Regions from separate parts of the Homo sapiens genome. Here regions 1, 2, 4, 5 and 6 are each linked to region 3. Evidence: chromatin contacts called from ENCODE Hi-C or POLR2A ChIA-PET data. All regions are on one chromosome and are shown on one strand. The core of a region is the stretch at or near the end of the contact, and the rest is flanking DNA. Distances in the headings are between cores, read along the strand shown.

What was found. Hi-C counts contacts between places; a loop is a spot of excess contacts on that map. ChIA-PET counts read pairs that join two places held with the same protein, here RNA polymerase II (POLR2A). Pooled maps may share reads with other maps.
Region 1: a loop to region 3 is called in a map of gastrocnemius medialis, with 29 times the contacts of the local background. The contact joins the promoter of SUN2 here to the promoter of CBX7 in region 3. A Hi-C loop is called at or near these places in 5 of 168 maps with a recorded cell type or tissue (CD14-positive monocyte, CD8-positive, alpha-beta T cell, gastrocnemius medialis and 1 more), 18 of 37 single-sample maps with no recorded cell type and 15 of 50 pooled maps. POLR2A ChIA-PET finds 5 or more read pairs at or near these places in 4 of 52 experiments (B cell, HCT116, activated CD8-positive, alpha-beta T cell and 1 more).
Region 2: a loop to region 3 is called in a map of B cell, with 21 times the contacts of the local background. The contact joins the promoter of CBX6 here to the promoter of CBX7 in region 3. A Hi-C loop is called at or near these places in 37 of 168 maps with a recorded cell type or tissue (B cell, CD14-positive monocyte, CD4-positive, alpha-beta T cell and 25 more), 37 of 37 single-sample maps with no recorded cell type and 42 of 50 pooled maps. POLR2A ChIA-PET finds 5 or more read pairs at or near these places in 12 of 52 experiments (CD4-positive, alpha-beta T cell, CD4-positive, alpha-beta memory T cell, GM12878 and 8 more).
Region 4: a loop to region 3 is called in a map with no recorded cell type, with 8 times the contacts of the local background. The contact joins the promoter of MIEF1 here to the promoter of CBX7 in region 3. A Hi-C loop is called at or near these places in 6 of 168 maps with a recorded cell type or tissue (GM23248, HL-60/S4, IMR-90 and 3 more), 4 of 37 single-sample maps with no recorded cell type and 12 of 50 pooled maps. POLR2A ChIA-PET finds 5 or more read pairs at or near these places in 3 of 52 experiments (AG04449, activated B cell and activated CD4-positive, alpha-beta T cell).
Region 5: a map with no recorded cell type shows a loop between it and region 3 (6-fold over the local background). The contact joins the promoter of DNAL4 here to the promoter of CBX7 in region 3. A Hi-C loop is called at or near these places in 1 of 168 maps with a recorded cell type or tissue (naive thymus-derived CD4-positive, alpha-beta T cell), 1 of 37 single-sample maps with no recorded cell type and 11 of 50 pooled maps. POLR2A ChIA-PET finds 5 or more read pairs at or near these places in 3 of 52 experiments (AG04450, BJ and WTC11).
Region 6: a pooled map shows a loop between it and region 3 (2.5-fold over the local background). The contact joins the promoter of NPTXR here to the promoter of CBX7 in region 3. A Hi-C loop is called at or near these places in 1 of 168 maps with a recorded cell type or tissue (GM18951) and 4 of 50 pooled maps. POLR2A ChIA-PET finds 5 or more read pairs at or near these places in 3 of 52 experiments (MCF 10A, activated CD8-positive, alpha-beta memory T cell and activated naive CD4-positive, alpha-beta T cell).

The regions. Positions count from the first base shown.
Region 1 is chr22:38,753,790-38,757,349 of GRCh38, reverse strand. SUN2 (Sad1 and UNC84 domain containing 2) reads left to right here and starts at 1,352. Exons shown (of 18, transcript NM_015374.3): 1 at 1,352-1,587. RefSeq lists enhancers at 71-210, 2,469-2,538 and silencers at 969-1,518, 1,629-1,978.
Region 2 is chr22:38,870,962-38,874,495 of GRCh38, reverse strand. CBX6 (chromobox 6) reads left to right here and starts at 2,280. Exons shown (of 5, transcript NM_014292.5): 1 at 2,280-2,374; 2 at 2,551-2,594; 3 at 2,739-2,804; 4 at 2,950-3,016. The coding sequence starts at 2,306. RefSeq lists enhancers at 1-121, 1-1,137, 974-1,523, 1,524-2,074 and silencers at 2,069-2,328, 2,359-2,508, 2,609-2,658.
Region 3 is chr22:39,150,378-39,154,374 of GRCh38, reverse strand. CBX7 (chromobox 7) reads left to right here and starts at 1,695. Exons shown (of 6, transcript NM_175709.5): 1 at 1,695-1,999. The coding sequence starts at 1,931. RefSeq lists silencers at 1,389-1,958, 2,029-2,078 and an enhancer at 1,536-2,117.
Region 4 is chr22:39,499,972-39,504,093 of GRCh38, reverse strand. It overlaps MIEF1 (mitochondrial elongation factor 1), which reads right to left and starts at 1,804. Exons shown (of 6, transcript NM_019008.6): 1 at 1,657-1,804. LOC105373035 (a long non-coding RNA gene) reads left to right here and starts at 1,934. Exons shown (of 3, transcript XR_938263.4): 1 at 1,934-2,060; 2 at 2,502-2,830; 3 at 3,526-3,602. RefSeq lists a silencer at 1,406-1,515 and enhancers at 1,023-1,522, 1,616-1,665, 1,523-2,024.
Region 5 is chr22:38,792,713-38,796,279 of GRCh38, reverse strand. DNAL4 (dynein axonemal light chain 4) reads left to right here and starts at 2,137. Exons shown (of 4, transcript NM_005740.3): 1 at 2,137-2,212. RefSeq lists a silencer at 1,946-2,395.
Region 6 is chr22:38,842,146-38,846,188 of GRCh38, reverse strand. NPTXR (neuronal pentraxin receptor) reads left to right here and starts at 2,161. Exons shown (of 5, transcript NM_014293.4): 1 at 2,161-2,954. The coding sequence starts at 2,331. RefSeq lists a silencer at 2,573-2,642.

The sequences.
Region 1 (3,560 bases), core at 103-2,602, 400 kb after region 3:
TTCTCCTTTCATTGCTCCATCCAGCAGACACTCAGACCAGAGCCAGGCTCGGTACCAGGCTCTGGAGAGCTTGTCCATGTCCTCAAAGAGCTTGCAGTCTAAACCTAGGAGTGATAATGGCCAGCACCGTGGTCTCCAGGAGGGTGGAAGAGCAGGAGACTCTTCTCTTTCCAGAGCAGGCAATGGAGGCCCAGGAAAGGGGACTGTTCTTGTCTGGAGTTGGGCTGAAGCCGCTTTAGCATGAGGGTTTTGCCTTTCCTCAATCCTCCGACCCCACAGCCTTCCTGTTCCTGCCTCGGTGATTTTGTCATTCTTGTCTCGTTTCCTCTTGGTACTTTAAAAGTAAAATAACGACTGTTCATCTGCCCTTAGAAGGGCTGGCACAGAAAGAGATTCATCCCAAGCTGTGCACCTGCTCTATCTGTACAGTTGGCGGATGGGGAGCCAAGGAACAGGACCCCCGGAGTCAGGCAGCATTTTACTCAAACGCTGAGCACTCGTTCCAAGTCTGAGTAAGGTAGAAGAATGAGTGGCCAGCCCTGCCTTCCCACAGCTCAAGTGCAGCAAGCACCGTCCTTAAAACAGAAGAGCTGGCCGGGCGCGGTGGCTCATACCTGTAATCCTAGTACTTTGGGAAGCCGAGGCGGGAGAATCACTGGAGCTCAGGAGTTCGTGACCAGCCTAGGCAAACATAGTGAGATCTCGTCTCTATTTAAATAAAATAGAAAATCTGTTTAAAACAAACAAAAAATAGAAGAGCTGTCGTGAAACTTGGGTGCTCTGGGTAAAGCTTGGGAAGAGGCAGGGCCTCCCAGCATGTCTGGAATCCCCAAATTAGCAACCTGTTTCCTTGTCTGAAAAATGGGTGTAGAAATGGCCGGCTAAGAGGACAACGGCACTGGTGCCGGGTGTTGAGCAAGCCCTCGACAGCCTCACCGAGAGTGCACCAAGGGCCACCCGCGCGCTGCCGCTCCCAGGGCTCCCACCCTCCCCTCGGACGCCGGCCTGGTGAACCAGGCTGCAGGCGCGCGTGGGAGCGCTCAGAGCTGTCTCAGGTGTTCTGAGCCGCCAGATCGGGAGTCCAGTGCCCTGCTGAGCCCGAGCCCCAGCACAGGCTCCCGTCGCGTCCTCCCGCAGCCCGGGGTCCCCGCCCGCCCAGCGCCTCCCACGCGCGGACTCCTAGGCTGAGCGCGCAGGGCAGCGGGGCCCACGCGAGGGCGGGGCGAGCCGGGGCTTTGTGTTCAAACCGGCCAATGGGTGGCGGCGGTGGGCGGTGACGGCCGGCGGGGCCTGACCAATGGGCTGCGGCCTGTCAGCGTTGACTGACAGGCGCACACATACAGAGTCGGCCACACGCGCGCCGCCCGGCCCCACTCGCGCAGCGCGGGCCTCCGCCGGCCGCATTGTCCGCCCGCCCGCCTTGTCCCGCGTCGCCGCTCTTCGCGTGCCCGCGCGCCCCGGGCCCGGCCGCTGTGTCGCCCTGAGCGGAGCGCCGCCCGCGGGATCCCCACGCGGAAAGGGGGCGCGCCCCGGCGGCGGCCTGGCCTCGGACGCCCCCGGCCGGGCTAGAAGCCGCCGCGGCAGCAGGTGAGTGCGGGCGAGCTCAGGAGAGGGTTGGGGGGCCGCGGCCCGGCCTGACCCCGGGTCACCGTCGGGCCACTCGGGCGGGGCCGCGCCGCCAGGCCTGCTTCCTCCTCTCCGGGACGTGCTGGGCCGGATCCAGCCTCCACCCGGGTCCGCGGCCCGCGCCCTGACTCACCTCCTGGCCCCCGCCCCGCCTGCCGCGCCACTGGTCAGCCGGGAGGGCGGTGTCTGCGGGCGGGACTTCCCGGGCAGCCTCCCGGGAGGAGGAGGGCAAAGGCCGACTGCCCCAACCCGGCCCCGGGCAGCGCCTACGGGTTTTGTGCCAGACAGGCCGTTTCCAGGGACAGGCAGTTCCCAGCCTCTGCCTGTCAGAACTCAGGGCCTCAGAGGAAGGCCCGTTTTGTTCAGTTCTAAAACAAAACAAAACAAAGCAATGGGGGGCGCGGTGTGACTTAGAGAGCCAGGAGGCGCGCCTTTGGTGACAATTTCTGCAGGTTTGGCCTGTGGGAATGAGGGCAGAGGGAGTTAGCACCGGGCGTTTGGCAGGTCCCACAAGGGCGTGTGGCCTGGCTGTGCCCAGGGAGTGGAAATGTCACGAGGAAGATGCCCCAGATCTGGTTTAAGTCTGAAGATGGATGGAGATGTTTGTGATGGGGAAGGGCGGAATTGAGAAAGGAAGTCGCCCAGCTGAGAAGTGGGGAAGGATGCTTTCCGATGAGCGTTTCCTAACTGATTGTTAGGGAGGAGGTGGGGCGGGGGTGGTGTCTATTATGATTCGCAGTAGTAGATTTCAGCTCCCAGAGGCTCACTTCTTGTTTTGGAGAATGGGGCCTCGACCTTTTTCATCTTGTGAAACCCAGACTCAATGGTAAACTGTTTTGTGATGCCAGGATGCCGCAGGAAAGACTGAGAGGCATCTCTGGGAGTTCTGGGAGGGCGGAGGCGGGTGCTGACAGTTTTCAGCACTCCCCGCTCAACCTCCATCAGAATATTTAGTTCTTCCCAGCGGCAGCTTGGGTATGGTATAAACATGTTGCCTTGTTTCTGCCCTGGGCAAAGGTGTCACCTCCTTCAGCAGGACAGAGGCTAAGAGGAGTCCCTGTGTGGGCAGCTGGAGCCTTCAGGTAGGGACCGTACGGGCGGGGCAGGGAGGGGGGAGGGGAGATTACCTTATAAGGACAGGAATAGAGACAAGGACCCAGGCCAACTTCCTGCTTTTCCTACTACCAATCGGTCCCTTTTCCAACACCAGCTAAAAGTAGAGGGGATGCCAGATGGGCGTCTGACCTGGGAAGATGCCAACAAGGCCAGGACATGAGGCTGCTTGTTTTTCAGAGGAGGACTTTCTAGCTGGACTAACCAGACCTTCGGGTTTCTGCAGCCTGGGTTGGGAAGTGGACTTCTATACTCACCACACAACCCAGAGAACTGGTCATTTAAGTATCAACCAGGAATATTAGAAGTGATCAAAAGTCACAAGCAAGTGCTAGGAATTCCCAAGTGACTTTGTTGTACGGGCCAGCAGAGGCACTAACGTTGAGACTCCCCATGTTGGCAGTCGGGGACTTTGAATTCGGGTGTCTAGACCTGAGTGGTTCATTAATCTTCCTCATGTCACAGAATGCTACCTCTTGCCAGATCTTTGCACTTTGGCTTCCTTTGTCCTCATTATCAGTTCCAGAGCCTTGATTTCTGCCCCACATGGTGACCGGAACTGACTGTAATTCATGCTGCCCTCCTCCTCCCTATTTTGTTAGTTTGCTAACAAATATTTGTTGTGTAACAAGTTTGTATACAGCCTTGTTTTGCGCATGTGTGAGGCTAAAAAAGATTCTAGCTGAGGACACACAACTAGAATCTTCAATACATTCCTGAAACAACTGGAAAACTTTATGCCTGAGTAGAAAGACCCAGGCCCTACAGCCTGTCAGAGCTGAGCCCAAACCCTGGCTTTGGCACTTACAGGCTGGGGACTG
Region 2 (3,534 bases), core at 1,031-3,530, 280 kb after region 3:
ACTGAGCAAGACTCCATCTCAAAAACAAAAACAAAAGAAAGAAAGAAGCAGGAAGTGAGCAAAGGGATCGTGGAAACAGAGATTTGAGTGATGAAGCCATGAGCCAAGAAATGCCAGCAACATTTGGAAGCTGGATGAGGCACGGAACAGATACTCTCCTTGACCCTCCAAAAAGGGACCAGCCCTGAGGATACCTTCACTTGGGCCCAGTAACACTGATTTGGGACTTCCCGCCTCCAGAGTCATCAGATAACAAATGTGAGTCATTTTAAGCCACTGAGCTTGTGTTAATTTGTGAGAGCAGCAACACGAAACTCCTACACCTTTATTCTAGCATTAGTCACACTGTGTGACAGGTGCCGTTCTCACTCCACTGACAGCTCCTCAGCCTGGGGCACCTTTGTTTCCTGATGGTTTCACACAAAGCCTGGTGCTTCACAAGGGCTCACAAACACTGCTGAATGAATCAACAAGTGGACTCACCTGCTTCATCCCCCGCCTGTCTCCGTCAGCCTGAACACACACACACTGTCATACCCACTCCTCTCACCTGCTCACCCACCACCACCCACATCTCCCAGGAGGACATTTCTATTTTTACCACAGCAGCTCACCTTGGGCTGGCCAGCAAATAGCTGTTTCCCTGGAACATACTGATTTTAAGTGAGGAGAGGGATTTCTCTCAAGGTAATAATTGGACAAATCTGCTGGGAGAAAAAGACTAACATTTTGCTATGGTGGATTTGAAACCCAAGAATTGGCATTGTAGCACAGAAACGCAAAAATCTTTCCTAATGAGCCATTGATGTTCGCAAGACACAACCCTGACTCTTCACAATCCCCATTCCTCCCCACCCCATCTCAGCCCCAAGGTGGTCACTGGAAGGATGGTGAAATCTGTATTTAATGACACTGAAAGATGTCCACTTTATAGCATTAAGGGAGAAAAGCAGATTCCAGAACAGTGTGAATAGCGTGATCCCATTTTGTTAAAAAATTAAATCTACAGACAATGTGTATGTGTATGTATATACATACATACATAGGTGTACGTGAGTTTATGTACGCATAGAGCAGAGGCTGGAAGATTGGTGAAGATGTTAACAATGGTTTTATGGGGGTTATGGACAGTTGTTTTATCTGTATTTTTAAAATTGTTTTACAAAGAACAAGACTACTAACATAATGGGAAATAAAGTTCAAGTAATTTCAACATTTAAAAAGTGGAGCGTTTTGCGCGGCAGGGCTATTTTTTGTGTGTCCGTTCCTGGACAGCCCCAGCTCGATCCCCCGCCCCTCCTCAAGTGGGAAGCTGGGATCTGGGCTCCCCAGAGCAATGGCGGAAGCTTCGCGCAGCTGCGGGCGGGGAGAGGGACGCGGCCAGGTCGGGGGGCCGGGAGGGGTGCTGGGAATCGGAAAACACAGATATGACCGCGAAGGCGGTTTCTGCCGAATGACCAGATGATGACCCGCTGTGGGCCCAAGGCGGAGTGCGGGGAGCCCGTTCCTGCCCGCGGTCCCTCTCCCTCCCCCACTGCCACACCGGCCCCGCCGAATCCTCCCCGGTCTCCTGGGCGAGGACAGGTGCCGCCCGAGACCCCGGCCGCAGACAGATGCCCACGGTCACTCCGGCCTTCCTCGGCCCCATTCGCCGCACACCCCCTTCCTGCGGTGGCGTTTTTGTTTTAACTCTTCTGAACTGGTTACAAAACCACCCTCCCACGAATACATAAATAATGGGTGGGGGGCGATGTTTTAAAGAAATTCCCGCAAGGCCTGGCAAGGCAACAGCAACTGCATTTCTGCTGCATCATATTTAACTGTTTGCAGGCTGCTGCGGGAGATGCGCGGTGGCGGCGAGACTCGGGCTCCACAGCCCTTCTCCGCCCGGGGCCTGGCGAGACTCGCGTGGGGATTAAGAGGCAAGGAGAGGGTGTCAGCGATCGGGCGCCGGCAAGATGTGAGGGGGGGTGATAAGCGTAAGGCCGCAGCGTGCCCACAAGCCGGGCACCCATCGGGTCGGCCGGCAATTGCTCCCTCCGCCCGCGCGGCCCCTTTAAGAGCCAGCGCGCGCCCCCGCCCCGCGAGCGCCGACTTTCCCTAGCAACCGCCCCGGGGGAGGGGGAGGTCCTGGCAACCGCGCGCCAGCCGCGAGGATCACGTGACGGCCCGCAGCTGGAACGCGAGCGCGCGCCCCGCCGCGCTCCCGCCCGCCGGGGCCTGGGCGCTGCGGCGCGTGCGCGAGCGGTGCCGCACCGGCCGCGGGCGCAGGGAGTATTATGGGCTGTGGGTGCCGCTGAGCAAGATGGAGCTGTCTGCAGTGGGCGAGCGGGTCTTCGCGGCCGAATCCATCATCAAACGGCGGATCCGAAAGGTGAGCCGCCGCCCGGGGCGGGCCGCCGCTGTCCGCAGCCGGGGCCGGGGCCGGGGGCCCTCGGGGCGAAGCGGTCCCGCTAGCCCGGCTCCCTCGCCCAGCCCCGCGCCGCCGCCTCCTCGCGTCCCCGCATCCTCCCCACCCCCACCCCCGTTTTTCTCCCCTCTGTTTTTCAGGGACGCATCGAGTACCTGGTGAAATGGAAGGGGTGGGCGATCAAGTGAGTGTCGCGGGGTCCGGGGGCGTCGCGGGAGGGGAGGCAGCGGGCACCGGGGCCTGGGGTGGGGGTGCGCGCTCTTGCTCTCGCCGCGTGCCTGTCCCTCTCTGGTCTTCATCCTGATTTTGTGCGTTTGTGACTCGGCAGGTACAGCACTTGGGAGCCCGAGGAGAACATCCTGGACTCGCGGCTCATTGCAGCCTTCGAACAAAAGTGAGTTGTTGGGGAAGCTGGCAGGGGCTGCGAGGCCGAGGCTCGGCTGGGGCGCCGCGCGGGGAAGCGGGAGAGCCGGGGAGGGCAGCGCGGAGTGGGGCCCGGGAAGGGGCTCTTTTTAACCTCTGGTGTTTTTCGGCCGCAGGGAGAGGGAGCGTGAGCTGTATGGGCCCAAGAAGAGGGGACCCAAACCCAAAACTTTCCTCCTGAAGGTAACCTGGCCCAGCCCCAGCAGCATCCCCCTCTCGGGCCCCCAGCCCCGGCACAGCACGGGGCCTGGAAGGGAGGGACAGATACGCGGCCGCCCAAGCGGGCCGGCCTTTTCAGAGGGGCCCCAGCTGGGCAGGGGGTGGTTGTGAGCCCCCCCAGAAGCCCCTGATGGCAGGCCTCAGCCAGCATCAGCTTCAACAAGAGGGTTTTGGGACTGGGGATAATCCTCCCTGTTGAAACCAGGGGCTGGGGATGCCTTTAGGGCTCCAGGAAAGGGGGTGGCTGAGGCAGGTGGGGGATGCCCATGGGAAGGGGGCATTTGTTTGAGCTGTTATGACTGTGCTGGGAGTTGGAACCCAGGGGGAGAGTGAGTGGGGTCCCACCTCCTGGCAGGGCACAAGGAGAGGATTTGGGGGACCACCTGCCTCCCTGCCCCCAGCTTCCCCCGTTCAGTCTTTCAGGATTTGTTCTTCATGGCTCCCCTCCTTTCTTGGGGATCCAACTTGAATTTGACCTCAAA
Region 3 (3,997 bases), core at 446-2,945:
TGTTTGGGTTGGTTTAATCATTCTTTTTCCTCCTCCAATAATTTGGATAACTATACACAGTATTTCCAGTCCTACAGTGTTTATCCCAGTAATGACAATCTGGATTCTTAAATTCGTCAAAGTGTATTTGGTATCTATCTTCACCTTCCTCCTGAAGAATATAAGGATCTTAGAACACTTTAACTCCATTCACCCAAGTAAATGCCATCACTGTTGTGTATTTTAAATCTGTTTTTATCCAGAAGTCATTGTTATTGTTTCACACTATCGCTGTTCTTCATTTTTCTTTATTCCCAGTTGCATCAGACCTCCGTCTGGGATCATCTTTTTCCTGCCTGAAGTTCCAGCTTTGGAATCTCCCTCCGGAGGGTCTACCAGTGGCAAACTCTTAAGTTTTTGTATTTGTAAGTGCTATGATTTCACCTACGTTCTGGATACATGTGCCTCATACTGGGTACATAATTCTTGAAATACATTTTCACTGAATATATAATTCTAAGATGATGGTTATTTTCTCTCTGGCTTTGTTGCTCTTGATGAAAAGTCAGGTGTGAATCTATTATTCTCTTTTTCTATGTGCCAGAAAGAGGTGTTGGATTTTATTGTGAGGGAAATAGGGAGGAAAATTTTTAAGCACAGGGTGACCCCGTCAGATCTGCATTTTAGAAGCACACTCTGGCACTGTGTGGCTGAGATCGGAGGGAGGGCAGCTCCGCGAGGTCTCTGCTGTGGTCCAGAGAAAAGACGGGGCGAACCTGGGAGGTGGGTGCGGTGAGGGCAGGCAGACCCGAGTCCCCGAGGGGATGCCGGAGCGACAGAAGTTGGGGTCAGTACAGGAAGGAGCAGGGACGACGCCGGGCTCCCAGTGAGGAATGGAGGCGCGTTAGCGAAAAAGGAAGGGGGGTGGGGAATCAAGAGTTCGTCTCGTGCCACAAATGGTTGAGCCCCCACTAAGCACCTAGCGCCCAGTACACGCGGGTTTGGGGAAGGCTGGGGCAGCGCGGCGGCAAAATCCGTCCCCGGGGGACCTCAGCTCCACCGCGGCCGCTCCTGCCGCGAACGAGGGCCCGGCCCGGGAGCCCTCGAGGCAGCGCCCGCGTCTGACCCGTGCGTCTGGGCACCGACCACCGAGGGTCGGGTGGATGGACAAATGGAAGGGCGGATGGAGGGGTGGGTGGACGGACGTGGAGACACTGGCCAAACTGCGCCGCGGAGAAGGCCGGATTAGGGAGACCTCGGCCCTGCGACGTCCGGACACGGTGGGAAGCCTTTTGGGTCCCGGCTCTCCTGCAACTCGAGGGGCTGCGCCTCGGGCCCAGTCTCCTCCGCTGCGGGAGGTGAGCAAATGGCCTCCCCGCTCTGAGCCTTGACTTTGTCGTCGGCTCCACTGGGCCCTGCCACTTCGGCCCCTGGCAGTCACCGGGAGGCTATGAGGCGCCCGCCTGGGTATTAAGGATCACGTCCCGCCCCGGCGTCACAGCAAGACGGGGCGCGCGAGCCTCCGCCCCGCCCCAGCCGGTGACCGAGCCAAATAAGTCCCACGGCAGCGCTCGCGGCTCGCGGCCCGCGGCCCAATCGCAACCCGCGGGGGCGGGCCCCGGGGGCGGGGTTCCGATGGGGGCGGGGCTCGGGGGCGGAGCTGACCCTCAGGGCGCGAGCCGAGCCCGCGGCCGTTCCGCGCGCTCCCGCCCCGCCCCCTCCTTGCGCGCGCTCGCTCGCTGGCGCCGAGGAAAACGTTGCGCAGGTTCAAAAATGGAACGTCGGCGGCGTGAGGGAGCGCGAGGGGGTGTGCGCGCGTGCGCGTGCGCGTGCGCGCCCGGACGAGGGTGACGGGGACCCCGCCAGCCCCAGCATCGCGCGCCGCAGCCGCGGCCCCGCAGCTCCGCCCCCGGCCCGGCCCGGCCCCGGGCCCGCTCGCCCGCCGCCCCGCATGGAGCTGTCAGCCATCGGCGAGCAGGTGTTCGCCGTGGAGAGCATCCGGAAGAAGCGCGTGCGGAAGGTGAGGCTGCCCGGGGGCGGCTCCCAGGACCCCAGTGGGGTCCCTCCCGTCCCCAGCACCGCTCCCTCCACGCTGGGGCTGAAGGGGAAAGCGGGGCGCGGGGGCCCCGGCAGCCCTGCGCTGCTGGGCCCGTCTCCCCAGCCCGTGCCTCAGTTTCCCTGCCACCGTGTAGGGCGAGTAGAACAAAAGTTGTCGCTCCAGGATGCTAGTGGCGGCCGAGCCTGCCTGAGCTGGAGATTAGGATCGGACGTAGGGATCCTCAGCGCCATCCCACCTCGCTCCCCTTTTATTGTAAATATGGGGAGACTGAGGCCCAAGTTGAAAGGACTTGCCTAGCGCGTTATGGTCAGAGCTGGGTTTTGAACTCGGGACTCTGGACGCTTGGCACCAAATCCTTTCAAGTTGTAAGTGGAGCTTTGGAAAAGTCTCCTCCGGCCTCTGAAGTTTTTCCTGCTGGACTTTGGCCTTTTCCGATCCTGCCCCCTCTACGCCACCCGAGCACATCCCTATTCCCCGCCCCCACCCCCACCTCAACTCCTAGCCCAGGCCAGGGCTCTGAAGCCCGCCCCCTGCGCTGGGGCATCCCCTAGTCTCCTACCCCATCTGCCTTCTTCAAAACATACACCCTGCAATTTAAGGAGGTGTCTGTTCTGCTGGTTTCAGAACCCCACACTTTGGGGCTAGACTTTGTCCGGGCCTGGCGTCTACACCTCCCGTGCACTTGTTTGGCGAGGGGGCTCGCCTAAGGCTGGGGAAATCCTTGGGGAGAAGTTCCTTTCCTGGTACGCACTACTGTCCTTCCTTTGTCTCCTCCTCCCTGCAGCCCTTTGGGAGGCTCCAGGCCGACTGGGAGGGGCCTTAGGGGGTCACCTCCTCCCATTTAACAGAGACAAAAACTGAGGCCCAGGCAGAGGAAGTGACCTGCTCAAGGTCACCGAGCAAGTTAGATAGGGAGGTAGAGCAGGAGCTCAACTGGGCTGATTGGCAGCCCATCTTCTTTCTCCATAGAGAAAACTCAGTCCTGGCATCTCGGGCCAAGGGTGAAGGTCAAGGTGGTCAGGAGCATCTTTTCTTCCTCCAGCTGTGCTTGGGGTTTTACTCTTCTGATTGAGGCAGCTGTTCCTCCTCCTTCTCCTTTTTCCTAGGGTTTTCTCCACTTAAAAGAGAATTGATTTATTCCACAAAGCTCAGTGCTTTTCGTGCTGTGTAGCCTGAAGCAGGCACAGCACTAACTCCCTCTACGATGGAGCCCGCAGGGTAGCACAAGAGGGCGAGATCATCATTCCTTCGGCCAGTCACTCAAAATATTTATTGAGGGTTGGTCAGGTACCAGGCACCAGTCTAAGCCCCAGGGATCCACCCCTTCCCTCAGGGAGCTGGCATTCTGCAGAGGCGGCACACAGTGAATGAGGAGATACAGACAGATGCCTTCAGATGGAGCTGTGTGCTCTGCAGAAATAGAACTGCAAGGTGCCAGTGGAGACAGCATGGGAGAGGGTCACCAGGGAAAGCCTCTGTGAGGAGGTATCATATTTTGGTCTTAAAGTTCTGGCGTGCAGGGGCTTCACTCACAATGGGGTTGGACTGTAAACTTTTTTTTTTCTTGGCACCAAGATCTCACTCTGTCACCCAGGCTGCAGTGCAGGGGCATGAACATGGCTCACTGCAGCCTCAACCTCCCCGGCTCAAACGATCCTCCTGCCTCAGCCTCCTGTGTAGCTGGGACCACAGACAAGTGCCACCATGCCCAACTAATTTCCTTTTTTCAGAGACAGGGGTCTCACCGTGTTGCCCAGGCTTGTCTCAAACTCCTTCCTGGGCTCAAGCGATCTTCCAGCCTCAGCCTTCCAAAGTGTTGGGATGACAGGCTTGAGCCACCGTAACTGTAAACTTTTAAAGCCTGTGAGGAAGGGAGGGGCCTGGCTCTACTTTCTAACAACCACAGGGCTGACCACCCCTTCTGAAGGTGGAGACTTTGCCAGTCTTCCATGGGGTCCT
Region 4 (4,122 bases), core at 555-3,054, 350 kb before region 3:
CAGGTCACCGTATGACTTAATGGCAAGACTAGAACTAGAGACCCCAGCCTCTGGATGCCCATTCTGGAAACATACAGGTTGTGGTTCACCAGGGCTCAAATCCTGGCCCTGCCACTTACTTGCCATATGACTTTGGGCAAAGGACTGAACCCCCGCTGAGCACCAGCTTCCTCACTTATAAAATGGAGATTAGGATATTATGGCAATAGTACCTACCACATAGGATTATTTTGAGAACTGTGCACGTAATGAACGGTAATAGAACTTCACCACAGGGGGTGATCTAGGAGGGTTGAAGACAAGCACTCAGCCATACTTGAATCCTGGCACCAGCACTTACGAGCTGCATGACCGTGGGCAAGTCTCCTAACCTCTCTGTGACTGTCTCAGTTCCTCATCTGTGAAGTGAGGATAAAAATCATATTTTGCCCATACGGTTGGCATAAGCACTAAATGAGTTTAATGTATGTGAATATGTTTAGAACAGCACTTGGCACACACGAAGCACTCTATCAACAGCAGATATTATTAGTAGCACCTAGCCAGGTTTGTAAATGCTCAATAAATAATTACATTTAAGTATAAACTGCCACTGCCTTCCTTCAGTAACAATAAACCCTTACACAAGCATATCTGTAAAGTGCTTTGTTGCCCATGACCACATTTAAATTAAGAATCTAGAAGGTGGTCAGGGTTCTTAGTAACAGTAAATGCTTATTGCATTATATTGCACTATATACAACGTGCAATGTTCGAAGCATGTCTCACATAACAACTCATTCTGTCAGCTACCCTAGGGGTCAACATTACCCCATTTTAAGTGGAGGAAACAATCTCCCAGAGGGAAGTAACTTGCCCGCGGGCCCACAGCTGTCAAGGGGAGGGCTGCACTCCTGACCCCAACTCTGCCTGCCTCTGGAATGAGTTACCCTTTGCTGGAGCCGGACCGTGTGTACAGCACTTCTGGGTGCTCCACGAACTTTCCCAGCACAGCGCTTGGCACATACAAGGGGCTCAAAATTATGCGTAACGGAGAGAATTTCACAACGTCCCTATGTGGAAGAAATGATCACCTCCGTTTCAGAAATAAAGAAATGACACCAAGTGGGGGAAGTATTTGGCTGGAAAAAAAGATTGGACTTTGGGCCCAAAGTCCGCGAGCCCTTAGCCTCCGGCCTTGCTAACTTCCTGCGCAAGCTTGAGCAAGCCACCATCCCTGCCCATTTTTCCTCAACTGTTTAAGAGATCCCTCGGCCCTAAGGACCTCCCGATGCAGAAAATCAACAGAAGTGTTTGATGCTGTAAAAGGCGACTGTCACGGCGAGGGCTGTAACTACAAGGTCGCTGGGCGACTGGGCGGCTGAGCCCCAGCCAGTCTGCACTTCACCAACCGTGGGGGCCGGGCCGGGGTGCGGAGGCCCAGAGGCCAGGGCAGGCCTGCTTCGGGGCACTGGAGGTCTCCGAGGTTGGGGCGGGGCGGGGCAGCCGAGGGGTCTCCCAGGGGAAAGTCCAGGGCGGGATGGGGCGAGACCCCCGGCTGCATGCTGGTATCCTGACTCCGGGCCGCATGCGAGGCGCCGGCAGCAGCCTGAGAGGAGGCGCTGCAACCTCCCCGCCGCCCAGCCGCCGGCGGCCCTCATTCCTTCTCTCACTCACCCGCAGGCCGTGCGCGCTACCACTCCGCAGGACTCGCCTCTGGCCGGGTACCTCTCCCCGGGTCACCCATCAACATGGCCCCTTCACTTCCGGGACACGACCTTGCGCACGGAGCTGCGAAGGGGCTGAAGGGAGCACGAGGGCGAGTGGAGGCGGAGGGACTTCCGGTCTTCTCCAAGCTCTCTCTCGGGCCCCGCCCCCTGCGCATGATTCCGCCCCCCAATCCTGAGCCCCGCCTCCGTGTGTGACCTCACCAAGGGACTGGCCTGCAGAGGCCACTCGCGCCCCGCCCCCAGAGGACTCCGGTGTCCGGGTCCGGCTGTGGGTACCGGGGTGGTCCCGATGCTGGCAGAAGTTCAGAGGGCAGGAGGTAGCCTCGCTGTCCAACAAGGCTGCCGCACCGGGTAGGCCCCTCACCTGCTGGCAACCCCTTAGCCTGTCGGGGTACCTGGCCAGCCTCCTGTACTGTATATGCTGATCTCTGGCTGGGGCCCTGGGGTACCTGAGGGAATTCTAACACTAATATTCAGAGCTCCTCAAAACCCATTTTCTCAGATCGCCTTCTTTTCATCCCTCCATGCTGTTCCTACTCCCCAGGCCCCATGGCTTCTGGCAAACTCCTACCCTTCCTTCAAAGTCTACCTCAAATGCCCCCCTTCACTGGGAAATCTCTCCCAGCCCCTTCCTCGCCTCCCTCTAACACACTCACGTGCCTTCTTTGGGCCCCACGGAAATGTCTGCACATCTTACGCCTCATAATCTGTTCAACAACAAAACGTATTTCTTGGCGCCTACCATATGCCAGGCACTGTAATTTATCCATTTGCTTCTCTGTCTCTCACTAGATTTGAGGACGGAGGCCGTGTCTCTATGGAAGCTCCCTCCCCCAACTGCCTCCCTCCATGCCTGGCTCTGCCAAGCCCAGGGCCTGGGGCTTTGGAGTCCGGGGCCACCGGGGCCACCGCTGGCTCCTAGTTCCAGTTCCACCACTTAGGGACAGCTGCCCTCTGCCAAGTTTCCTAACCTCACCCAGCCTTGGGGCTGTGGTGAGGATTAAAAGGTAATATCTACCAGTAGAGGGGTGGGCAATTGCAGAATAGTCAGGCTATCTGATAAAAGGACGAGAACCAGGAGAAGAACATTGCAGGGAAGAGCATTTCAGGCCTCCCCCCAGGTAAGCCTTTAAGCTCAGCGTGGTCTAGGAGCCACAGGGAGAAAGCCAGTGCTTTCGCAGCTGAGTGAGCAGGAGCTGGGAAAGAGGCCAGAGGGGAGGCCCTTACCAGAACTGGGAGGGAGATGGCGGGTGCAAAGGAACCACAGCAGGGTTCAGAGCCAAGAAGTGCTGGGATCTGACTTCCCTTTCAATGGGATCTGTCTGGCTTGAGAATAACGGAATGGAACCAGGGCTGAGGCAGGGAGACCAATCAAGAGTCTGTTGCAGGGCTGGGCACGGTGGCTCACGTCTGTAATCCCAGCACTTTGGGAGGCTGAGGTGGGCGGATCTACTTGAGGTCAGGAGTTCGAGACCAGCCTGACCAACATGGTGAAACCCCATCTCTACTAAAAATACAAAAATTAGCCGGGAGTGGTGGCATTGTACCTGTAATCCCAGTTACTTGGGAGGCTGAGGCAGGAGAATTGCTTGAGCCTGGGAGGCAGAGGTTGCAGTGAGCCAAGATCACGCTACTGTACTCCAGCCTGGGCGACAGAACAAGACTCGGTCTCAAAAAAAAGAAAAAGAAAAGAAAAGAAAACCAAGATGGAGAGAGGCATAGTAGTTTCTAAGACACTGAGCTAAGAAGGAAAGAAGCTTTCAGTGGAAGCCAAGTCTGTCTTACTCTGAAATGTGTGTTCTTTCCACTCTTTCAGGCTGCCCTAATTTGCTTTTTAAAGAATTTTGTGACCCAAATAAATATAATTGGTGGCATTTCCATCGGCATACCAGATGACCTCTTCATATCTCTCCTGACTTTCTTGTTCTATGGAATGTTATTTTTCGGAGGGAGGGACAGAGGGAGGTCATTTGGAGGGGTCTCCCCTTCGGATCAGCCCCTCTAGATCCACTTGCTCTTCAGGGTCTTATCTTTACTTAGACTGACAAGGCCTCTCCCTGCCCCCGATGCTTCCGTGGCAATGGAGTGTGGGCAGTGAGGTGGTATCTAGCACTTACATGTACGTACCCATGGTGCCTTTGTAGGCCAGAGACCCACGGCAGGGGGCACTGACCCAAACCTCAGGGCTCTGCCAGGTTTCACAGGGCAAGAGGCATTCCAGGATCTCTTGGATTGATATTGCAGGGTGTTTGTTTGTTTGTTTGTTTGTTTGTTTTGAGATGGAGTCTCGCTCTGTCTTTAGGCTGGAGTGCAGTGGCGCGATCTTGGCTCACTGCAGCCTCTGCCTCCCGGGTTCAAGTGATTCTCCTGCCTCAGCCTCCCGAGTAGCTGGGACTACAGGCGCACACCACCA
Region 5 (3,567 bases), core at 888-3,387, 360 kb after region 3:
GCCAGAATCTTGCCCACACCTCTACCATAGCATTGGTAGAATGAATTATTCTATATCTATTTGTTCACATGGCTGTCTGTTCACTGGACTGTGCCTTCCATGGGATCAAGGTCCTCATCTTACTCCTCTCTGAATCACTAGCACCTGACGAGGGCTGAGCTCCCAGTAGATGCTGTAACTGCCCAATGGGTTCACCTTGCCCACTGCCTAGACAGAGCCGATGTATCAAGACAGGGGGATTGCAATGGAGAAAGGTAATTCAAACAGAGCCAGCTGTGCGGGAGAGGGGAGTTTTATTATTACTCAAATTACTCAAACAGAGGAATGCAGCGGTGAGATTTGGGTTTTGGCAGGGTCATGTTGACTATGGTACAGAGGATAAATTAGAGAGGTGCAAGACTGCAGCCAGGGAGTCCCACCAGGAGATTGCACTCAGGTAGATGGGATTGTGGTGTTGTGCACATGGAGGGTGCCATGAACGTGGCCAGAAAGGCTGTATCAGGAAATAGTGAGGAGTCGAAATTGGCATGCTTGTGACTGGAAGTGGGCTGTTGTAGTGGGAAGGGTGAAGGACTCCCCCCTGTTTTCTGATGGAGGCAACTGGGTCGGGGGTGGTGCCATTTACTGGAATGGGGAATGCAGGAAGAGCAGATTGGAGGGAGATGATCAATTCAGTTTGGGACACACTGAGTTTGAAGGGCTTGTGGAACATTCTGGTGCACATGGCTAGGAGGCAGTTGAATATGCTACCCAAGCATTCAGGGATCAGAGGTTTTAAAGATAATTTTGTGGGTAGGGGCTTGGCAAGCGAGGAGTGTTGATTGATTAAGTCGAAGATGGAATACTGAGGGGGTCGAAGTGAGGTTTTCTTGCTGTCTTCTGTTCCTGGGTGGGATCACAGAACTGTTTGAGCCACATTACTGGTCTGGGTGGTGTCAGCTGATCCATCGAGCGCAGGGTCTGCAAAATATCTCAAGCGCTGATCTTAGGTTTTACAATAGTGATGTTATCCCCAGGAGCAATTTGGGAAGGTTCAGACTCTTGCAGCCAGAGGCTGCTGTGTGACCCCTAAACCATAATTTCTAATGTTGTAGCTAATTTGTTAGTCCTACAAAGGCAGACTGGTCCCAAGGCAGGAAGGGAGCCTTTTTGGGAAAGGGCTATTGTCAATTTTGTTTCAGAGTAAAACTATAAACTAAATTCCTTCCCAAGGTTCGTTCAGCCTATGCCTAGGAATGAACAAAGACAGCTTAAAGGCTAGAAAGGCAAGATGGAGTGGGTTAGGTCTGATCTCTTTCACTGTCATAATTTCCTCAGTTATAATTTTGGCAAAGACAGCTTCAATGCTAGTAAATGTGGCAGTGGGGTTTCACCCCAAGTACTCATCACAATAATAAAGGTTTAAACTACGAAGTACCCAACTGACCCTTTGATCTACCAATCAAATAATAGAATCCGCCAGTTCTTCCCCTTTCCCCTTTTCCTTCTCCGTACTTTCGGATTAATTTTCCCTCCCAAGGGGAAGAAAAGGCAGGCTCTGGGCAACTGTGTCTGAAATTAGGTGGTACAAATGTCTCCTAGTGACTAGAGCTAGGTGACCATACAAGGGTGTGGCACAGAGGAAGGAGCCCCTGGGTTCCTTCTCCAGGGAGATTACCTCCATCCTTTACCAAGTTACTTAACCTCTCTGAACTTTAGTTCAGATGGGATGACGAATATTATCACCTAAAAGTACTGTAATGAGAATCAAGTGAGATATTAATTGTACAGCCCTACAAAAATGCTAGTTATTATCAGGCTTTTCAGATCCCAATAAAGTAGTGGCTAAGTGTCACGACACCAACAAGTTGCATTTGTTATTTCAAGTGACTAAAAGAACCTCCCAAGGCAGTACTGCTTTTCGAAGTTTGTTTCCCTAGAAAAAGAACTTCAATGTGTCCCCTGCTCCTCGGGCACGCTTAAGACAACTATAAGTGAAGTCCCGCCTCCCTGGCCTCTAAACCACGCCCCTGTCCTTGCAAACGCCTGACTTATAAGGGCCTTTCACTCTGATTGATACTTTTATCCACCAATAATAAGTGAAATTCTCGTCAACGTCCGGTGAGGGGGCAGGACTTCCTTGCTGGTTGCTAAGACACTCTTGTTTCGCTCCTTGACAACCCTGGCGGGGGTTCGCTGGCTGCGGCCCCGGCTCCGGCCCCCGCAGGAGCAGGTGAGGCCCCGGGGCGCGGCGGGCAGCCAGGCGGGGAGGGCCGGCCCGGAGGGAGGGCGGGAGGCAACGCAGGGCGGAAGAGGCCTCGCCCGCCGCCGAGGCCCCACCTCGGTCTCCTGCCTGCTGTTCCCCTGCCCCAGGTCTTCCCATCCTCAACCCCCACCCTCACCCCCACTTCGGGACCTGCGAGCTCTGTCGTGACAGGTTTGCCATCGCGACTCTGCCGGCTGCTCTTCCCCACCCACCCAAGGCCTGCCCAGCTTCGTGGTCCCGCGTCCCCCTTTAGCCGACTTCCCCCAGCACCTTGATCCCTCGACCTTTCGCGGAGTAATTCCCTCTCCCGCGGGGTCGCCATCAACTAGGTCAGACCGCTCTTGGCTTGGAGAGTTGGCGACTTACTGGGATTCTGGGCTGGTCATTTCCCCTGTTTGGGCCTCAGTTTCCCCATCTGTAAATGAGAAGTTGAGTTGAGTGATCTCTAAGGCCTCTTCCACTCTGACGTTCTAGGATGTCGTTGTTCTTTGACCCAACTTTAGGCTTCCGAGAGGATGTGCTCCCCAATGGGAGGTATCGTGTATTGTGAAAATAACTTGGCAAACCTAATTTGGATTCCCAGTCTCAAGACCTACCCTCCCTGCGCTTTTAATCAGTGCATATGTAAAATCAGTATACGTCGGTGCATCTCCTTTGGTAATTCTGAGGCTAATATGAAGTACAGAGTCCAGTCCAGTATAGATTCAGTATTTGTTAGTTTCTTTCCTTTGTCTCTTCACCACATTTTCCCTCTCTGGGAAATGTTATCAACCCGGTCAGCATGAACTGTCATTTCTCCAGTTGACCCTCTCTGATCTTCCTCCTGGGCTTCCATGGTTAGGGTTACTTAGGGGTGGGGAGGGGACAGATGGAGATTGAAATACAGTCATGTACCATATAACAACGTTTTGGTCAAGAAAGACCACAGATACCACGGTGGTGCCCTAAGGTTATAATGGAGCTGACAAATTTCTATCACCTAGTTACATAGCTATCGTAATGTCAAAGCAAAATGCATGACTCACGTGTGTGGTGATGCTGGTGTAAGCAAACCTACAGTGCTGCCAGTCATATAAAATATAGCACATACAATTGTGTACAGGACATCATACTTGATAATGGTAATAAATGACTGTTACTTGTTTATGTGTTTACTATCCTACACTTTTATTGTTATTTTACAGTGTACACTCCTCCTACTTATAAGAAAATAAAATTTAACCGTAAACAGTCTTAGATAGGTCCTTCAGGAGGTATTCAAGCAAAAGGCTTTGTTATCATAGGAGATGACAGCTCCATGCGTGTTATTGCCCTGAAGACCG
Region 6 (4,043 bases), core at 912-3,411, 310 kb after region 3:
TAATCCCAGCACTTTGGGAGGCCGAGGCAGGTGGATCACCTGAGGTCAGGAGTTCAAGACCAGCCTGGCCAACATATTGAAACTCCATCTCTACTAAAAATACAAAAATTAGCTGGGCGTGGTGGCGTGCACCTGTAGTCCCAGCTACTTGGGAGACTGAGGCAGGAGAATTGCTTGAACCCGCAAGGCAGAGGTTCCAGTGAGCCGAGATCACGCCACCGCACTGCAGCCTGGGTGACAGAGCAAGACTCTGTCTCAAAAATAAAATAAAATAAAAAATAAAGTCATTCTAGGAGATCAACAGACCAGTTTAAACACAATTTGACTCCAGCCTCTGGACCCATTTATCCAAACTGTCCCCAAAGTCTCAGGGGGCAGCTCAGGTAAAGGTGGCACCATTTGGTGCCCAAGTCACAGTGGCTCTGCTGCTCTTGGCAGCAGCCCTCTCTCTTGGCATCTCCTGTCCTTCCCTGGACTTCCTATGACAGTTTCTCCTGGGGATGCTATCTCCGTGTTTCTGTCTTCACGGCACACGTGTAGATGTACCAGGAGTCCCGATGTCTCATGCATCCCCAGGACTTTAGCAGGGCCTACCGCTGGCCTTTGCCTTCCAAGAGCCCAGCCCATCTCTCTGTCCATGAGATGCTTCCTCCAAGCCCAGCTGCCTGCCCTGGGTTTTGAGGTTACGACTTCAGTGAGCACCAGCACACATCCACGCACACACAGCACTCAGGTTCCTGGCATACAGCGCTTGTGTTTGCTTCTCTCCTCTTTCACAACTCAGGTATGGATGAAAATCCCTGGCTCCTAGAGATGGGTGAACAGGGTGGACATCATCCTAACATGTGTGGAGAGAGGGAGGTGGAGCACGTGTGCCTGGGAACACTGGACAAAATCCCCGTGGCTGGAGAGCGTCCCCCAGGGTTGTGGCTTCCTGGGAAACATTCCGGTCTCTCCCCACCACCAGCGCTATGTGAAGTACACTCGAAACCACAGTGGTAGCCGTGGTGGTCCAGAGATCCTGGTTTGCGCTTTCCCTTCAAGTCAAAAATGCAGGCTTGGAAGGGAGACAGAGCTGGGAATAACCACAGCCCTCCCAAGGCCCTTCCAGCCCTGGGAATCCGTATTGGTCAGGAAAGACCTCATGGAAAATTGGAGCTGGGGATAAAGTGTGGAGGATAGTAGGATTGTTTTTAAGTTTTTAATTGCAAAGTTAATTTTCAACAAAATATATATAGACATTTTTGACAGAAGAAAGTAAAACGCTCCTCTGCCACCCCCACAGCACAGCCCACTCCCATTCCTGCTGTTCCTTCTGGGCCTGGTCCACATGCCCACCAGGCACGTGGCACCGCTTGCCAACGAAGGCAGACTGCAGTGGGGGTGGGGGGTTTCTCTGGACCTGTGAGGCTCTAAGCCCCCAAGGATTCAGAGGAGAGAATTTCCATCATCCTCTGAGATCACAGGAAGATTCTGTAATGAGGGTGGCGGGGAGTGAACTCTGCTCCTTCAGAAGGTTGGAGGTGGGGGTGACGGGCAGGTGGCCACAGTATAAACAGAAGTTAGGTCAAAATCCGAGCCTCCCCCCAACCCCCAACACTGGCCTCTTCTCCACCTCTAACCGCTCCCACTCCAGCCCCATCCACAGTCTGGTCCGGTGAAACGTGCCTAAGCTCGCAGGCGGCTCCAACGCAGCCACCCGGTGACCTTGGACAGAGGCCTGACCTCAGGTGTCTCAGTTTCCTCATTTCTATTGTGAGCCTGTCCACGGCAAGGCTCAATTGCGACCGAGCTTGTGGCGCGCCCAGTGCACAGCCCCACCCGGAAGAAAGCTCCCTCCCGGGTGGATGTGAACATAACCGGCTTGGGGAGGGGGCCCGAGCACGGGAGGGCTGGGATGGGGGTCACCCAGGAGCCCCGCCGCGCGGCCCTCGGGTCGCCGGCCCCTGCGCTGTGACCGCGGCGAGATAAGGTCCCAGGCGCTGCCCTCGCTCCTCGCCGCATCCCCGGCGGCGCCCCCAGCCGGGCGCCCGGCACTGAACGGGTGCGGGGCTGGGCCGGGGCCAGGGCCGGCCCGGGGAAGCGAGTGGGGCGGGGCCGCCGCGCCCGCTCCCCCTCCCCGCCGCCTGCCGTCTTCTCCTCCTCCCGCCGCCCGGGCTCAGAGCGGCGGCAGCAGCGGCCGCGGCGACAGCTCCAGCTCCGGCTCCGGCTCCGGCTCCGGCTCCGGCTCCCGCGCCTGCCCCGCTCGGCCCAGCGCGCCCGGGCTCCGCGCCCCGACCCCGCCGCCGCGCCTGCCGGGGGCCTCGGGCGCCCCCGCCGCCCGCCTCACGCTGAAGTTCCTGGCCGTGCTGCTGGCCGCGGGCATGCTGGCGTTCCTCGGTGCCGTCATCTGCATCATCGCCAGCGTGCCCCTGGCGGCCAGCCCGGCGCGGGCGCTGCCCGGCGGCGCCGACAATGCTTCGGTCGCCTCGGGCGCCGCCGCGTCCCCGGGCCCGCAGCGGAGCCTGAGCGCGCTGCACGGCGCGGGCGGTTCAGCCGGGCCCCCCGCGCTGCCCGGGGCACCCGCGGCCAGCGCGCACCCGCTGCCGCCCGGGCCCCTGTTCAGCCGCTTCCTGTGCACGCCGCTGGCTGCTGCCTGCCCGTCGGGGGCCCAGCAGGGGGACGCGGCGGGCGCTGCGCCGGGCGAGCGCGAAGAGCTGCTGCTGCTGCAGAGCACGGCCGAGCAGCTGCGCCAGACGGCGCTGCAGCAGGAGGCGCGCATCCGCGCCGACCAGGACACCATCCGTGAGCTCACCGGCAAGCTGGGCCGCTGCGAGAGCGGCCTGCCGCGCGGCCTCCAGGGCGCCGGGCCCCGCCGCGACACCATGGCCGACGGGCCCTGGGACTCGCCTGCGCTCATTCTGGAGCTGGAGGACGCCGTGCGCGCCCTGCGGGACCGCATCGACCGCCTGGAGGTGAGCGCCGCGCGCCGTCGGGGGAGCCGCCCGGGTGGTGTGAGGGGCCGCCCGGCCGCGGTCGTCCGGCGGTCCCCGAGCCTCCGGTCTCCCGTCTGTGTTCCGGGGACGATCGCGCCTTCCTCGCTGGCGAGGCGGGGGGATTTCGATAGGGAACGCGGGCAGGCGTCTGGCACGGTGACTGAGGCACAGAGGGCGCGCCAGAAAGATTCGCTCCCCACCCTTTTCCGTCTCCAGGCACCTCTCTGAGCCTCAGTTTCTGTGTCTGTAAAATAGGTATAACAGTGTCCACTTGTAGTGGAAATTGAATCAAATGTAGGTGTGTGAAAATGCTTGGCACGTACTAGGACCTCATTAAATGTCCCTTTCATTTCCTTCTTCCGGACACCCCCAAATCAGCCCAGCTCCACGCTCACACTTTATGGCCAGGAGATGGATGCGCTGTCCAAAGGACTTGGGGTCCTCCCCTCATTACACAGAGCCGGGAACAGAGTGCCCTATAAGACAAACCTGGGTGCCCCTCACCACCTCCCTACCCTGAATCTCCCACTCTGGCTCAGACTATGACCCAAACCGCAGGAGCTCAGGTGCCAGGCGCCCAGCCTCACACACCTGGAAGCCCACAGCTCTTGGGTGGGGGCTGAATGGAGAACAGGGCCCCCCGAGCTCCTCCTCCTCCACTCACTTTTCCAGGCTTTCCTGACTCAGGCTTGGGGTCAGACACAAGGGGTCCAGCATGGGGGAACCCACTCTTGGCTCTCATGTGACCCTGGGCCAGTCATTTCCCCCCTGGAGTCCCATGGCCACCTTCCTCCCTGTAAGAATGAATTTGGGGCTCCCAGAAGTGCAAGGCAGACAGACTGGGCAGGACAAACATCCGGGACACATTCACTACCCCAGCCATGGCCTGACTTCCAGACCACAAGGAAGGGGGTTAAGCAACAAAATCAGATCTGTGGAAGGAAGAGAGAGAAAGAGGCCAAAGCCCGCGCTGCCCCCTCTGCTACCTCCACCCAGGTGGAGTGCAGCAGGCAAGTTGGAGGGAGGAGAGAGGCGGGGAGTAAATGCAGGGACCCCTTACTCCCGGGG